Regions from separate parts of the Homo sapiens genome. Here region 2 is linked to region 1. A link is an interaction called in ENCODE POLR2A ChIA-PET data of the cell type or tissue named here. Cell type or tissue: A673. All regions are shown on one strand. Links, peaks and the distances in the headings refer to the core of each region. The heading gives the core; the rest is flanking DNA. Region 1 overlaps TNIK (TRAF2 and NCK interacting kinase). Region 2 overlaps TNIK (TRAF2 and NCK interacting kinase).

Region 1 (5,386 bases), core at 135-5,134:
ATATAGCTGAAAATATTGAGTTTCTCATTTACGGTAGCAACGAATTTTCTTTTTGAAAAATTTAAGTAAATAAAATACTTTAATGAAAAATATTAAGCAAAAAGACTGCAAGTTCTAGGATGAACTTGGAAAAAAAAAAAGAGGTTGGTATTGCTGAATGGCTGAAAACTAGTGATATCCTAGAATCCTAGAAATACTAGGATTCAGACTCTCAGCTATAACACCCAAAAAAGTTTCCATATAGATCATCAACTACCTTCATCTCTCAAGAAAAACAGTAAAACATGACCAGAACTTCCACCACCAATCTACTGGGAAAATTAGAAATTTTGGATAGTGGTCTGAGTGCTTATTTATATTTTAAATCACATATCATATTTTTCAGAATTAGTGGTTCACACTGGCAAGAGAGCAAGAAATATTTGTTGGTTGGTACAAAGCACCTCCTTTTACTAGCCCATGAAACAATCCTACAATAACTCTTGTATTGTACAAAGAGAGGCAGATGATTGATAAAGATTCCCACAAGAATAAGACATTCACAGAAAAATGAGATCAGCCACTGCAGTCCTACCAGCTGGGATAATTTTACAAGGGTCAGACAGCTCCAGGGCATAAACTAATCACTTCAGGGTGAGGAAGAAGCTGACTCCTGATTCCCAAGAGGCAGTGTCACACAATTAGATTGTTTATTCTAGCTCAACACAAATTTGACACATTTCCCCAAAACTGCCTGTCTAGGGTCCTGTCAAAACAGGATGATGGAAAGTCAGAATAATGTTTTAGCCCAGTATTTCCAACATTCCTGTAATCCATTCCATTTCAGTCATGTTTTGATGTAAAGGATATTTTCCCCACTAATATTTGAAAGCTATCCATTCTTGCGTATTCTAGTTACACCGAGCATACATTCATTGTGGAATAAGCAGCAGCCAATGGTATCCAGGATCTTCTAAAAGTAGTATTCGAGGGCTTTTTTTGTATGTCTTAAAATTGTTAAATCTGAGTGAATGAACTTATCTACTCCCAAAGCAAGATCTTAAGTTGTTTTTAGTGGCCAATGAAATCTTTCCCAGGGAGCTAGAAGATGGGCTACCCAAAGGAAAATATTCTATATATTTTTCAATGAACATATAGAAGAATTACAGAACAAACAAGACATAAAATACAACATTATAGCAAATGTTTTTGAGGAGGGTGAATGAGATTCTTAATTAGTTCTTTTGCCTCTGCCAATATTGTCTATACCATTGTCCTTACACAATATTTACACAAAATATTGCAGCTAATAAGCAGAATCAAAATTTGAACTCAGATCTGCTTAGATCCAAACCTATGGTCTTAACCTCTGTATTTGTTCCAGAACAGTTCCTGGAACAAAGCTGGTAGCCAAGAACAAACCTGGTAGCCAATCCGTATTTGTTGAATCTGAATCTAGATTAGGAACCAGGCTGTTTGATCCAGGATTCTGAGGTGTTTCTAGAGCTCTTTACAACTAATCTCAACACCCAGAATGAAAAAGCTCTCTATGACATTTGAAGATATTAGATGACTACATCTGATAATGCCACATTCAAATATTTTCTGTTAATTCTTCTCCCTGTTGAAATCCAATTAGCATGAGGAAAATTAACTACTGCAATTAAGAGGAAGAGGAAGTGAAAGATTTCCATATAACAAGTTTAAAGCTCTGTTGCTAAAAAAAAAAAAAAAAAAAAAAATGCCCAAAGAAACTCAATCCTGTAACTGAATTTCAGATAACAGAGTATACTGCATACATAAAAACTAACTTTTTTGAGTACTCACTGTATACCTAAAATTCTTCTAAATGCCATTTCATGTATTATCTCATTTAATCCTTATGAGCTAGGTACTATTATTCCTAAATTTCAGAAGAGAAAACCAAAGCACAAAGAGGTTAAGCAATGAAGCCTAGGTCTACCAATAAGTGGTAGAGCCAAGATTCTGGTCCCAAGGGATACAACCCCAAACTTTATGCTTTTAACCTGCTGCTTCCCATAATAATAACACTTGCTGGACACTTTAATCTGTCTCATATATTCTTTTTTCTTAACCTCCACTTCCTGGGTTCAAGCTATTCGCGTGCCTCAGCCTCCCAAGTAGCTGGGACTACAGGCACGTGCCTCTACACCTGGCTAATTTTTGTATTTTTAGTAGAGATGACGTTTCACTATGTTGCTCAGGCTGGTCTCGAACTCCTGAGCTCAGGCAATTCACCCACCTCGGCCTCCCAAAGCGCTAGGATTACAGGCCTGAGCCACCATGGCTGGGCTGCCCTATGTATTCTTCATGCAAACTATGTTATTTACTTTCCCCAACAACCATAGAGAAAATATATATATATATGTATATATGTGTGTGTGTGTGTGTATGAATGCATGCAGATATAGGAGGTGTGTATATGTGTGTCTGAGTGACTATTCTCTATCCTATCACTGTAAAAACACTTGACAGATCTCTCAACCATTGAAAGAAGGTCATCTTAGATCTTCTATATAATTAATCAAAAGAACTATTCATACAAAAATTGCATTATGTGTCATCTTCATTTTTCATTAGGTATTTTGATTGGATGTTGTTTTTGAGAGGAAAAGAATTCATTTATTCTCATGTTCTTGTTCTTTTTCTCATTTTAATATGAAATAACAGCACCAGAGAAAGTTCCAAAATATCTTGAAGGACAGAGTTTCAGGGCTATCATTGCATTTGTAAGAGTTGGGAGGAAAATTTCCAATTCATAGTAGTAGCCAAATGTTGCAAATCTTCATGTACCCTCCACCTAAGTATTACAGACTCTGCATCATGTAACCTGGTTACTGCCAGAATTGAGATCTCCCTTCTCCTCTTCACTTATCCAAATGTGTGATTCATCTCTGTGGGATATGACAAACCAACCACACTGGGCAAAAAGGCCCTGCCTGAGCCCTCTCAGTTCCCAGGAGAACCATTCAACACAAAAGTTAAATGGTGCATTTCAGGCACCCTGCCCATCCTGAACCCTGGATTTATGCCAAGGAAAGGCATTCCACTAATCAAGCTATCTCTAGTCCTCAGGACCAAGGAGATGGCCTAATCTCATGCTTCCCAAAGTTAAATGGGCATATAAATCACCTGGGAGTCTCGTTAAAAAGCAGATTCTGCTTCAGTGGGTTTGGAAAGGCCTGAGATTCTGCATTTCCAACAATCTCCCAGGAGGTGCTGATCATGCTGCTGGACAGCAGGCCACACCTGGAGTATCAAGGGTCTAGTTCATACACAAATGCAAAATTGGGCTTCAAAGAGAAGTGTTTGATTTTTTGAAAGGTTCATCCTGGGTTCTCATCCAGGGTGATCCATAAAATTTTCCATATCTTCATGTGGCATTAAAAACTCCAGACAATCCTCAGAAAAATCTATTCACCTTTTAAGCCTTTGGATTCCACAAGGCTACCACACCCCAAGTATGGAGGGAGACCATTATTCCATACATAACTTTAAAGGCATCCCCTTTGTGACTTAGCCACATGTTCTTTTGTGTTATTTATCCAAAGAATAAGCAACTGATAATTTCAGATTTTCCAAAATGGCGAATGTTTGACATAAATGTGTTTAATACTCTGCAAAGCCTCTCCAACTCAGTGTATTTGGGATGCAAGGGTTGGTATCACTATGTAAATAAGGAACTACTTTACAGTACAGTTTAATGAACCAAGTACATGCAGGAACCCTATTTAAGTGAAAGTATTAATTCCTTGGAGGAAATGCTTTAATACTGAAGAATGACTTGTGATTAGCATATCAACAAGAATAAACAGTCTTAAGATACCCAAGGGTACTTAAGGACAGAAGCTTTCAACAAACTTCTTAAACTCCTGTTTATACTCTTAAATTGCTTGGTAAACGCCTCCTTCTAAGGTACTTTAAAAGGTCAAGTTTTGCCCAAGTCTCCTCTCTGAAAACTAATGAGGCTTTAATGTATTCAGAAATGCAAAAGTAACATCAAAGTTATTTGATTGACCCAAGCCAAAGAACCTTCTAGAATAGCAACATATTTTGGCTGGGTTTCTACCTTAAAGTCACCTCTCCTCCTAAATAGGATAATTTAAAAAACATTTATTTCAACATATTGGCAGAATTACTAGGTCATTTGTGAGCAGAATAATTCTTTTCTACCTTTTTAGAATGGTCAGATATGAGAAACAAAGCATGTAAACAACACTAAAGGTGGCTGCTCTACTTTACAAGGATCCTAAGAACTAGAAATAGTAGTCTTCAGTTAAACCAGAAAATTTTAAATTAAAGGTTAGATGACTGAACTCTTGCACTGAGCAGTCGACCCCACCATGCTTTCATTATGCCAATGAATTATATCTGTTTCAATCACTGGTGTCAAAAGGTTGTGGGTTCAACTCCAGGTTGTGCCACTTACTGTCAGTGTGACCTAGGGTAAGTTAAATTTTGCAAGGTTTAGACTTTTCATCTGTAAAGCAGGGATACTAAGCAGTAAGTGCTTACTTTATGATGTTGCGGAAGCCTGCTACCGAGCCTTTCCTATAATGGGCATAGTTACTCTATACATATACTATACATACGGGATTACATACTATTGCTACTTTTACTGTGCACAGAACAAGGTCGGTCCTTGAGCTTTTAAAGAGACACATTAACAAGTAAAGACAAGAACTGCCAACCAAAGCACATACTAAATCTATGAAACACCTGACTACAAGAGATGACTCAGGATTAAAAAAAATAAAGAGATGGCTCTTAAACTATCAAGAGTTCTGAACTCATCTTAACCTCTGAGGTTCAAGTCTAGGAAGACAGCAATATTCTTCTGCAATGTGACCTTCCACATGGGTGTTTTGCCTACAAATCAAAGTTTTTATTTTGGATGCCCAGCCTTCATCCAAGCTGAGTTAAAAAGTTAACTTATTTTTTCTTCTCTTAGTAATAGTAGGCAGTAATGATTGTGGTCCTGGTACTTCTTCAGAGTTAATATCTATGATTTCTTAAAATGTTTATTCTGGAGAATTTTTTGTAGATATCCTCTACCCTCCAAATGCCCCCAAAAGGTGTATGTTAGTATAAAGTGCCATTATTCTAGCAAAATCAGCCCTTAAGACCACATTCATGTCTTAGGGTGACACTGCGCTACCAAGAAAAAAAAATTTTCTTGAACTGATAACAATTTAGAAACTCACTCCCAGTAAAGCATAGAACTCAGCACAAACACCAAATTCATTATATATATGTAATATATATGTAGATTTACACACCTTTGTATAGCTATCCTTGTTTTAAAAAACTAATTTTCAGCATTAGGCACTTTCACTGCTTCTGCTCTAACCCAAATTGCTGATTGTAAAAAGGGGATTTTCTCCCC
Region 2 (5,386 bases), core at 101-5,100, 180 kb before region 1:
CGCACAAGAGACAGGAAGAGAGAATGGGTATCCCAGTCTTGCTTTTCACTTGCTGGTGCTGATATGGAGGTAGAGGGTGAGAGTATCTTTGGTTTCCTCTGATTCCACAAAGGTTACAACCCTCCCAGACAACTTATTATTAAATGGCTGAGCTGCCTGAACATTCAGTGGTGCCCTAACTTCATCATCCCATACCACAAAGGCCTCTCCTCATCATACCAATAGGGAAGGAAGAACTGGGCTCCTGTGAGTGGTGGTGGTCTCCTTTCCCTCCACGATGACAGTGGAAAGAGCAGTGCCACTGCCTTTATTTCTCAAATCTTGAAGGTACAAGTTAAAAAACAAAAAAAAAGTTCACACTAAGAGACCAGTTTATGCCTTGTATGTTGTAGACTCAGTCATGTTGAAAATGATGCTTTATTGAATGTTTGCCATGAGAAGAGTTCATGGCCCTGTCTCAACAATGGCGCCCCCTTTGGTCAGGTGTTGATATATACACTGAGAACAAGGCATTTAACCCGGTAACTCATTTAGGTAGAGAATAGCTGGAAATAAAAGAATGTTTTGGAATTTTGTCTCTTGGTCGGGGGAGGGAGTCTTTTCCTCTTAAATAATTAAAATAAAAAACATAAACAAAATGTTTCATTTCCTCTCAAACACTAGAGTCTATTAAAGTAAACCCTAACTTACTTCAAATCACTTTGGACCTGCGCTTTCAAGATAAAATACTCTGAAGTGTTTAAATATTTTCACTTAAAAACTGGTGGAATTGTATTGCAGAGAAATGGGAGCCATGTCTGCTGTCAAGTATCATGTGCCTGGAGGCTGCACCACCACCTCTACAAAGGCTGGGATCGAAGTGTGAAATGGCACATTATCAGGGCTTTTGTTTCCCCGGTCTCTCTCTAGCAATCAGGTTACTTTTCCTTTCCCTGTCTGACAATATGGGACTTGTTCCCATAGCTTTCCTACTCAGTTTTCCTTACACATCAGGGAAAGGTGTGCAAGGTGGCAGGATGAGATGAAATTGGCCTGGACTTCTCAGTGTTTCCAAACTTCTCCTGCTCCCTCCAGCATTATTAAAATTAGTTGTTGTCAAAGGTTTGAAGCCGAAAAATCAGACTGCATTGTCCTAAAAGTTTGTATTTCTCAAACAAGGTCAGCACACCGTTGATCTTTTTTGGGTCTCAGTCGGTGAAAACTGACACTGTAGGGCAAGGGCTGTTCACTCACTTTTCTGTGGGGTCAGGTAGGTCACAAAAAGGGGTGGTGTAGACCATGGTTAAGATGAAAACAGGAGATGTGGCCAGGCGCGGTGGCTCACGCCTGTAATCCCAGCACTTTGGGAGGCCGAGGCGGGCGGATCATGAGGTCAGGAGATCAAGACCATCCTGGCCAACACGGTGAAACCCTGTCTCTACTAAAAAAAAAAAAAAAAATACAAAAAATTAGCAGGGCATGGTGGCGGGCGCCTGTAGTCCTAGCTACTCAGGAGACTGAGGCAGGAGAATGGCGTGAACCCGGGAGGCAGAGCTTGCAGTGAGCCGAGATCGTGCCACTGCACTCCAGCCTGGGCGACAGAGCGAGACTCCGTCTCAAAAAAAAAAAAAAAGAAAAGAAAAGAAAAGAAAACAGGAGATGTATACTAACCAACTGACACCAGCTTCTGAGTTGGGGGGAGGTGGCAGCTGGAGGAGAAGGACAATCACTTGTCCTAAATGGGAGCAGCAGCTAGCATCTTTGCAGGCAGTTCACTGCATCTTTGCAAGAAAAAGGCCAGAAATCTAAATGTAATGCTCAATTGACAGATTTTTAAGTGTTGCCAATTAATACACATATTTTTAAAACAGGGTATATGACCATAGTGTGACAGCCAAATACATTTGTGGAGGGCCAGTTTGTCCTCCTCTGTGGAAAAGCTCAGAATACGTGTCCTGCAGCAGTAAAGGGAGACAAGGAGAAGATAGGGCAGGGAACAGGGTAAGTAAAGCCCACTGTATACACCAGACTCAGCTCAGATATCAAGCAGGAACCTAGCAGAGGGCTTTGTAGTGTCACTGTCACTTCCAGGGAAGAGAACTGCGCCAGTCCCTCTCCCCGGGAGTCTGATCCAGGGAGAAGAGAGGAAGCAGGGTGTTGGGGTGCTTTGCCGATCACATGATGTATGACACCCAATGGGAGGGCTGTTGCTGGGGAGAGAAGGGTTGTCTTGCACCACAATGACCCTCTGCAGAGGAAGGAGGAGCAGGGAACGCTCTGCCTCCTTGTTACCAATAGCAACTCTCACTCCCCTCGCAGGGCCCGGCAATTCTGAGGCTGCCATCTCTTTTCTGGCTGTTTCCTTCCCTCTTTCTGTGCAGTGTGCCCTTTCCTCTGTTCCACCAGGGTGGCTCTCATTAGTAGATGACTGGTGGTAATTAAGGCTGCCCCCTGTATGGTAGAGGTGAGCCTGTGTGTGGGTGGGTGGGAAACATGAGGACCCCAGTCAAGCGCCTGATCATGAAGGGCTATGGAAAGGGGCAGAAGGATCCTGTCCCTCATGGTCTCACTGCCCAGGACTTATCTCTAGAAAAAGGATAGGAGGTCACAAATAGTGCAGGAATTGACCTCAGACCATGAGTAATCCGAGATTCAAGAATGTATCAGGGAGGATACACCATTTCCATAGGAAGAAAGGAGGAAGCAATGAATTTTGGTTATGGAATAATAAGATAGGAAGATCCCAACTATATAATTATCCCCAAAAAGTCAAACATCCAACATCTGGCTTAACCTGTAGAACTGTTTCCCAAATGTCAGTCAGTCATATCCTATCAACATAATTTTTGCCGTACCCTCACACCACTCATACTAGTATTCATGTAGTAGTTTCCTTTAAATTAAGCCACTGTTTTATGTAAGTTTATCAAAAGGAAAAGTTAAATCGCTGCCCCAAATAAGAAGCCAGTATCACCTGCCATATGTGAAAACAGTAGTAAAAACAAAAAAACTGCAAATGCTCATACACGAGCCAGAGAAATAATCTCAAACATTACCTGGTATGTATATGCACTTAGGGAATGATTGTTGTAAGGAATAGAAGAGAAATCAGCCAATCTAACAGGCTGACTCTCTAAACTATCACCCTCTCTGATAAGCTGTTCTGTGCTGCCAGGAAAGATATGACTTGGAGTTATAGATCAAAGAGCTTTCATGTTATTACTTGGCTTCACTTACCCATTTTGGCTAATAATTTCTTACCTTAAAGGTGGGGGAATAAAGACCTGCTGTACAAACAGTAGATACTCAATATATACTTTAAGATGAATGACAGCATATGGAAAGTAATTCACCAAGTCATCATACATGTTAGTCTCATTCTATCAGCAGGACCTAGGGATTAGAGCTAATCCAAAATAGAATCACAAGAAAACCTCACCCTTAGATCTGCGAAACATCGAAGACCAAACTCACCACTTCTTAGACTTCAGCCGAGGCGCTGGGTTCCGGGGGATGAGGAAGAGAGCTCTCATGGGGTGCATGTCACAGAGAGCTGCAAGAGACCAAAACAAGGGCCAGCTACAGTTAGGAGGCCAAACCCAGGCCAAGCCCGTCTTGGCTGTGCAGATAATGGCTGCCCAATGACCCACTCAGTTTACACACCACCAGTGAGCACAAAGTCAGAATATCCAAATGCTTCTGAGCATTTGAAAGATCCAATATCCACTTACAGGAGTCTCATAAAATACAACATGGTTCACATAGCTACTGCTAACATTTCTAGTGAATACATGTTTACTTCATATTTAAGGAAACTAAGTTAAAGGGTCAACAACCAGCCATCCTTGCTGTGAATGACCACCTGACATTTAAAGTAAATACCATCAGATGACAACTACAATGGAGATGGTAAGCTATTTTTAATTAGTAAAAGCCTAAGCCATAAATAAAAGGCATTTCATTATCCCGTCTATTTCTTACACGTCGACAGCTCATCCAAATGCAATTGTTATCTACACAGATTTTTGGAGTCCAAAACACCAGCCCCAGAGCCCCATTTTCTCTGTTTCCAGATATCCCGAATGGCTTTTCAGGTTTCGTAACGGGTTTTGTTTCATTTTGTTTTTAAATTCACTGGCCCCAGGAAGCCCAGAGGATTAAGTCACACAGAGTCTGGCAGAAAAACAAAGTTATAAAAAGATCTCATCTTGTAAACATGACATTATCGTTTATAGTGAAAGCACTCATATGTTCTTATTTTAATAAAATATTTTATTAGTTTACTTTTCAAACATCTGGGAGAATTTCTACTTTGTAGCTAGAATAAGAATATATGCTCCCTAAAAGCCAAAGGATTCTGTGGGCAGAAGTTTATTTTTAGCCCTGTCTACCACTCATCAAGAATGATAATATGGTTTAAGACTGCAATATATTATTTTTCTGATTCACACATGCCTATTAGCATTGTGAATGAGGGCAATTTTGTCAACCAGCACTCCAAATCAATCATGCTACAGATGAGTTCTACCAATTCTAGACTGGGAAGTAAGAAAACGATGACAACCCGAAGGTAAAAGTCATAAGTATAATGACCTGTCGTGCAAATAAAGGGCCTATTTTTGTCCTAGTCCTTTGAGATGCAGACACCAAGGATATTACTGGGTAAATTACTATGTGAATGGAAACAGGGAAGGAGCCAGGCAGTATGGGAAGTCATCAGATTGCTATGCAAGTCTGACCCTGAGTGAAGGAGAGAGGGAGAAAAGGTAGGTGGAAGGGTCCCAGCCTGTCCTGCAGGTCTTGTAAAGTCATAGGGGATTACTTGGGTGAAAGTTGCCTACAAAGGAATCTTGTGTCCTCCAGGAAAGGGCCTGCCTTAGTATCCCCACTGTGCTAGGTCACTGGCGGGGAGTGGCCCTTGAAAGGTGCGGCCTGCTGCCATTGCAGCAGCTGGGGCTGACAATCAGTTACACTTCCTATATGGAAGTCTGTGAGGCACAGTCTCATGACAGAGACTCTCTGCTGGGGCCAATACTCCAAATCTCAAGGAACTGAGATTCTCAAGACTGCTGGAGCCCTAGCCACTCTGTCTCAAATAGCAGGGAAATCTAAAATTTTAAACATCAGTATTTTAAGAGGAGTGATAGCCATTGAGTGGAGTCTTTGTATAACCTGTGCACTGAAAATTAATTTTGGATTTTCATACATTGGAGTTTATAGTCTTGTGAGTTGGTCACAGTTTTATGTCAGGTGAGGAGTAGTCCAAGAATAAATGATGTACAGAATCTGTAAAACAAACAAGACTCCCCAAAGTATGCTTTCTTTTTCTTCCTTTTTTTTTTTTCTAATAAAAACAGGATTCTCCCACTGCTCTGAAATGAATGGATTCCTGGTTGATTTAAGATGA

What was found. ChIA-PET counts read pairs that join two places held together with the same protein. Peaks named below come from ENCODE experiments on the same cell type or tissue, not always from the same donor. Only the 100,000 strongest peaks of a DNase experiment are listed, where the experiment ranks them.
Region 2: POLR2A ChIA-PET joins it to region 1 with 5 read pairs; 1 of 35 experiments calls an interaction of 5 or more read pairs at or near these places.

What each region holds. Positions count from the first base shown.
Region 1 is chr3:171,348,898-171,354,283 of GRCh38, forward strand. The region is part of intron 2 of TNIK (TRAF2 and NCK interacting kinase); the gene reads right to left. Among named protein-coding and RNA genes, the nearest start is that of TNIK, 110 kb to the right of the region's middle. In A673, for the core only: no CTCF peak of the experiment used is centred there; a DNase peak (open chromatin) is centred at 2,954.
Region 2 is chr3:171,171,799-171,177,184 of GRCh38, forward strand. TNIK (TRAF2 and NCK interacting kinase) reads right to left here. Exons shown (of 33, transcript NM_015028.4): 9 at 3,454-3,532. Among named protein-coding and RNA genes, the nearest start is that of MIR569, 68 kb to the left of the region's middle. RefSeq lists a silencer at 2,277-2,346. In A673, for the core only: a CTCF peak has its summit at 456; no DNase peak of the experiment used is centred there; H3K4me3 peaks cover 355 bases.